Linked DNA regions of Mus musculus: region 1 is linked to region 2. The links are chromatin loops, found by intact Hi-C in ENCODE. Cell type or tissue: heart. All regions are shown on one strand. Links, peaks and the distances in the headings refer to the core of each region. The heading gives the core; the rest is flanking DNA. Region 1 holds the start of 2810410L24Rik (RIKEN cDNA 2810410L24 gene). Region 2 overlaps Bahcc1 (BAH domain and coiled-coil containing 1).

The links. Peaks named below come from ENCODE experiments on the same cell type or tissue, not always from the same donor. Only the 100,000 strongest peaks of a DNase experiment are listed, where the experiment ranks them.
Region 1: it touches region 2 in a loop (2.5-fold over the local background); 2 of 42 quality-filtered maps call a loop at or near these places.

The regions. Positions count from the first base shown.
Region 1 is chr11:120,187,579-120,190,477 of GRCm38, forward strand. 2810410L24Rik (RIKEN cDNA 2810410L24 gene) reads right to left here and starts at 2,278. Exons shown (of 3, transcript NR_030682.1): 1 at 1,862-2,278; 2 at 911-1,098; 3 at 1-173. It also overlaps Gm9734. In heart, for the core only: a CTCF peak has its summit at 1,629; DNase peaks (open chromatin) are centred at 793, 1,663 and 2,513; H3K4me3 peaks cover 2,500 bases; H3K27ac peaks cover 2,500 bases.
Region 2 is chr11:120,261,244-120,264,142 of GRCm38, forward strand. The region is part of intron 3 of Bahcc1 (BAH domain and coiled-coil containing 1); the gene reads left to right. Among named protein-coding and RNA genes, the nearest start is that of Gm11772, 25 kb to the left of the region's middle. In heart, for the core only: a CTCF peak has its summit at 1,578 (motif pointing left); DNase peaks (open chromatin) are centred at 388, 928 and 1,408; H3K4me3 peaks cover 785 bases; H3K27ac peaks cover 1,758 bases.

The sequences.
Region 1 (2,899 bases), core at 168-2,667, 74 kb before region 2:
ACGTCCAAAGGCTCGAGCTCCGGTGAGCGTTCCGGGAGGCCTAGGGAGGTTACCCGACAGGAGCTGAGGCCACCGGAGACCCGCAGCAGGGCCTGGGTGGGCGTTGCAGTCCTCCGGTGCTGTTCAGAGCCGGAGCCCAGCGGGGTTTCTAGGGAAAGATCCGCAGAAAGGCCCTAGAGTGGAGGGAGAAGGGGTGGAGGCAGCTCTCCCCTAAATGCAATTAATCGGGGAATTGGGAGACAGGACAGCCCTCAGTAGAGGCGAAAGATGGAGGCAGGGTTCTTTTATCCCCAACCCCGTTCAGAAAAAAGGTTTGTCCAAGCGGGTGAGAGAAGGGCGCAACTTGAATTTTTCATGTTAGCCAGAGAGAAAAAAAAAATCCAAAATGGAAAATGATTTTATTGGTCACTACCCATAAGTCAAGTAAAAACAAGGATAATTAGAGAGTAGGGAATTCAGGGGCCATAAATCCGCGGCGCCTTCTCCACCGGCGTCGGAAGCTTTATGGCTTGTTGAGTTTTATTTTGAGAGAAAGGAAACACAGAGTTTTGGTGGAAGCGGGACTACCCACCAAGCGCCGCCCGGGCAGACGCGCGTAGCGAATTCGCCCCGGACTTTGGAAGGTGGCCACAATTAAGGATCGCTTTGTCCCAGAAAGAGGGACCTTCCCCCCGGCCGGGACCCTTCTCTCCTCGGCGGGATCCGTGCTCAACCAGACTCTGGGTAGGGAAGTCACACTCTTCCTCACCCCAACTACGACGAAGATGGATACTTGGTGTGCGTGGGGCCGGAAGTTTTTAAACGAGATTCCACTCGCAGCTTCCAAACGTCCACCTGGTGCTGCACGCTTGGGGGCCTTTTCTTCTAATTTAAGGGGTGGGAAGGATGGGACAAAAGAAAAACAACCCACCTTACTTTGCAATCTTCCTCAAAGAGACTGGGAGTACTTTTCATTCCATAGGGGTTTCTACCCCACCAGCCAGAGCCCCGTTTCTTCTTCTGAAATGGTCTTCTCACAAAGCCACCCTTAGCCGACACCGTGTAAAATCCCACTATCGGGTAAGCCAGTGGGGACGCTTCTGGCTCAGCTGCAGCTAACTTGGGAGAAAAGAAAGTGAATTCTTCAAGAACTTTAAAATAAAAGCGGCCCTTTCCCGGCAACTCGCGTCTAGCTTCGCCTTTGTTTTAAACACACATATAAAACCCTTGTCCTTCCTCGGAACGGGGGGCGGGGAGAACTGAGGGTCCACATTCAGAAGCGCTTTCCCCTTAAAAAATATTCTCGGAGGAGCTCTTTTGTTTGAAGTGGGTATGGGGGAGGGGACGGGGCCCGCTCCAGTTCAGCTACCAGGCTCTTAACAAACCACCACCAACAAAAAACCACAACTCTGAGGGTATCTCCTAACCCCGCAAATCTGGGGTTCCCGGATCCAGGAGGGATTCGTTCCTAGACACCCGGCGCGCAGCAGAAGCCAAGACCAGGTTTCCCTAAAGTAAACATCCCGGTTCAGAAAACGAGAATTCTAGGTTTCCGGGTTGGGGGATAACTGTATGAACCACTTCGAAACAGAGCCATCTTGCTGTAGTACCCATGGAGTCCTGGATGAATTTCGTGGGCCTCTGAAGAAAGTGACGCGCATTTCCACAGGAACTGGCTCCAAGCCCGTCTTACGGGTGGTGGAGAGCCCAGTAGGGATTCCAGAATACAGCTCAGGAGGCTACCCCGAGTTCGGCTACCGTCCCAGGACCCCTCAGAAAGACACGTTTGGTGCGAAAATCTCCTACACACCAGCTGGGTTTTTATTCCTTCCCTCCCCAGAGTGTGCTCTGGGCGCGCGGGAAACAAGGAAAAAGCACGTACCTGGCGGCGCTCTGAGGGCAGCCTCACCGGCCCTCCGTAGGCAAGGGAGCTCCCAGAAGCTACTCCCTATCCGGCTGGTCGACCCTAGGCCTGTCCCTCCATCCCTCCCTCCCTACCCGGCTGGTCGACCTCCGCCGAGCTAATTCTCCAGGAGGCAGGAGCGGGATACCCGGCCCGCCTTTCTGGAAATGGGATCCGTTTTTTAGCGCCAGGGCCCGCGCCAACGTCCAGGCCACCGTCGGCGCGCAGGGTTTCCCTAGTCCTTTGGATCAGCAGAGAGTGGGGCGGCCTGGACGCTGGGCTGCGGCTCGCGCACCAGCTCCCTGTTCCCGCGCGCCCTTCTGCATCCAGGCTCCGGCGTGTCCACGTTCCCAATCGCGAAAAGGGGACGAACTCTGAGCCCTCCGGGAAGAGAAGGCTGCAGCCGCAGTCCAGGAAAGAGCCCTAGGGCGGGAGGGGTGCAGGGCGGAGGGGCGGGAGAGCTACCAGCGCCCCACGGCCGCGGCCCTCGTGGGGGTGGGGAGGGCGCCCAGCCCCACCCACGTGGAGGCCCCCGCCCCGCCTCCATGAGGGCAGCGTCCCCGCCTGCCCCAGCGCCTCCGCCTAGCCCCGCCCCATCGCCTCCCGCAGCGGCCGCTCCCTTTGTCTGGGCAGCCGGTGCAAACCAATGGCATCGCGTGGGCGGTGCTCAGGTTGGCCAATAGATGATCCAGGAGGTGTGGCCGAAGAGGAGGGTCTATTTCCCCGAGAAGATACGGTAAACTGGTAAGCTTTTCAGGATCTGGGCTCTGAGGCCGAGAGTGTCTGCAGCTTCGAGCTGGCTCCGCCGTGGAATTACAAATTTTGGATTCCTTTCCACTATCTGGAAAGATGCCCCCAAATCCGGAAGGAAGTGTAAGGGAATCATATCTGGACTCTAGGGAGAGGAAGCCCCAGGGGATTTGATTTTAGAATGGCCCCTTGCACCCGGGACACGCAGTGCCTTGAACTTTGAAATTCAGGGTGTGCAACATCCCCAGAAGTCAGGAAGGTTCTCTG
Region 2 (2,899 bases), core at 100-2,599:
TGCATGCAGGACAAGAGGCAGGATGTTCAGGGCTCCACCCCGCAGAGCACAGGGCCCACTGGGGGCTGGAGACAGGCATGTGGAGAAGCAGTGGTCCCAAAGTGGAAAGTGCACACTTGCAACCTTCCCAGTCCCACGAGAGTGGCGGCAAGTCCACATCTGTCTGGAGTCATATGACAGCGCATACCTCTCAGGCCTGAGCCTCAGGTTACCTCTTCACCATCAGCTCCTCCCAACCCTAGGGTGTCCCCCCTCCTCCCCGCAGGGGTTCCCCCGTCTTCTACGTCTGCAGCCTTACTCCCTGACAGGCCACATGGTGCAGCCTGCTCTGTGCGGTAGAGGCCAGGGCGGGCGGGGTAGGAGCGAGTGGCAGTCTGGCTGGCTGCCCTGGCAGCGTGCCTGGCTGCTAGTCTGACGGGGTGCCAGCTGGCTCCACGTGCTGGGGCCTGTTTCTCGGCCATGTGTGTACAGGAGGGTGGGGGGCAAGGCAGGCAGGGGGCACGCGACAGGGCCAAAGAATGGGGGCCATCAGCATGGGGGCTTCCTGGGCAATAGGCCAGGAGGCCCAGCTTTAGCCTTCTCCTGCTCCCTTAAACCCCCTCTAGAATGGAGAGAGGCAGGGACTCTCTCAGCTTAGCTTGCTTGCTGCTGCCTTCTGCTTGAGCCTAGGGCAGGTAGGCCAGGCAGAGAGGGCTGACAGGGAGTGGCTAACTTCATGTGGGAGTTAGCGGTAGGTGCTCTCCTACTCTTTGACGGGGACTCTCAGGCAGCCAGAACACCCTCTCCTCACCATCTGTAAGGCAGCTGTAGAGCGGGGGATCAGGCTTCCTGTGTGCCTGGAACAGCTGGGGGTTCAAGGGATGCACCCTAGTGTTGGAGGAGCCGCCCTGGAACATCTGGCCCAGAGCAGGATCTGCTTGTTGAGCCCCAGGCCTTCTGGCCCCTTAGCTCACCCAAGATGATGTGTCTTGCCAGAAACGGACAGCAGGGCTTTGGGGTAGGGTGGACAGCAGAACTAGCCTGGGGCAGAGGTGAGTGGCTAGATGCCAACCTGGCCTGAGTGGACGGGGCTGGGGTGTGGCATGGCACAGCTGGCCCTATTGTCAGTAAGGGCCCCCCCCATCCGCCCCCCTGCCTGCTTGGGACCACCCACAGGGCAATGAAAGAAGATGCTGTTGCTAGGGGCTTGGGGATGGATACAGGAGCTTGGAGCTGACTCAGCCCTGCTGGTCCGTGGTCTCTTATGCCACCTGGAGGGGGAGCCATGGGTACACGTGCCAGCACTGGCTGCCTGCCTAGCCAGCTTCTGTGAAAGCCACACCCACCCTGGTGGCCACTTCTCCATCCATGTCTGGCTGCATTCCAGTGAGACAGGAGCCACCACCAAGTGTACCCTGCTCCTCCAGACCCCACACACTCCTTCGTTTCTCCAGCTGCCTGTCTCCCTCAGTACCTTAGGAGGCTCCAAAACTTACCACAGGGGCAAGCAAGCAGGGGCTGGAACATGTCCATCCAGGAGACAGGTCCTATCCCACATCCACCCTCATGGGTGGCCCATCAGACTCCATCCCCTGGTACTGCCCCCTAGTGGCTGCGCGTACCCTAACGCTATTTCTTCAGACCCTGGATGTCGCTCCCATTCTTTTTTCTATTCCATTTAGTTTTCTTGAAACAGACTTGCCATGTAACTCTGGCTGGCTCAGGACTTGCTATGAAGACGAATCTGGTTTCTAAATTGCAATGATCCCTTGATCTCTGCCTCCTCGTTGCCGCTGTGGGAATGAGCCATTGCACCCTGCAATCTCTCCTTTTTTTTAATTTTTTTTTTTTTAAGATTTATTTTTAATTATGTGTACGAATGGGTTTCTCTATGTGGGTACAGGTGCCCATGGAGCCCAGAAGAGGGCATTGGGTCTCCTGGAGCTAGGTGACAGGTAGTTGTGAGCCATCAGATACAGATGCTGGGAACAGAGCTTGAGTCCTCTGCAGGAGGGGCACACACACCTAACCGCCTGGGCCATCTGTGCACCTGCGGTCTCTATGAGTGAAGTGTCCCCTTTCTGTCCGCACCCTTATCCACAAGGAGCCTCTGGAAATGAGGAAGTCCTACTTGTTAGAATATCTCCAGCCAGCCTCACTGCAACCTGCAGGAACCAATGACAAGGTCTCAGAGCTTCACACTCTGCTTGTCACAGCCCCAAGAGCTACATTGGCCTTGAGTTCCTGTGCTCAAAGGCTCTGAGCCTGTTTCTTCACCTGTTAAGTACACTGGTTATCAGAGCTGCCTGGACACAGAACAGCCCAGGACTAGTGCTTTATAGATAGCTCCTTCTCTCTGCACCTGTCCTCAGATATACATTGGGGGTACAGAGGTGGCCAGTGGCCATGGTCACCAGGCAAAGTTCTTCCTGGTTCCTTGAGTCCAACCTGGGCAAAAACAGTTGCCAGCCAGACGCACCTGCTCACTGACCATGAGTGGAGTCCCGGCACAGTGGACCACCCTGAAGCTGTGGGTGGCAGGGCTGTTGTCCTAAATGCCAGCAGGTGCTGGGGCCACATCCAGGATACTCCTGTGTCATGGTTTGCCCATCATCAGTTGAGTTCCCCAGCCCCCTTGTCCTGCCTACTGGTCAGGCACCTACCTCCCTGTGATGTGGAAGGCTGTCCCTTTGGATCCAGGGCAGCCTGCCCATGGAGCCTGGCTCCTCGGGGCACTTAGGTATTCCTCTCAGCCTGGGGGTATGGAGACTGCAGGGCCCTGTTCCCTGAGCAGTTGTGGGTCAGCACTCTGCAAGCCTTAGGGAGGAGACATACCCTGAAGGGTGCCATTCTAATCTCCAGCCACTTGGGTGGCCAATCCTGGGAGCTAGCTGCACTTTGAAATCCTGGCCTGGATGGC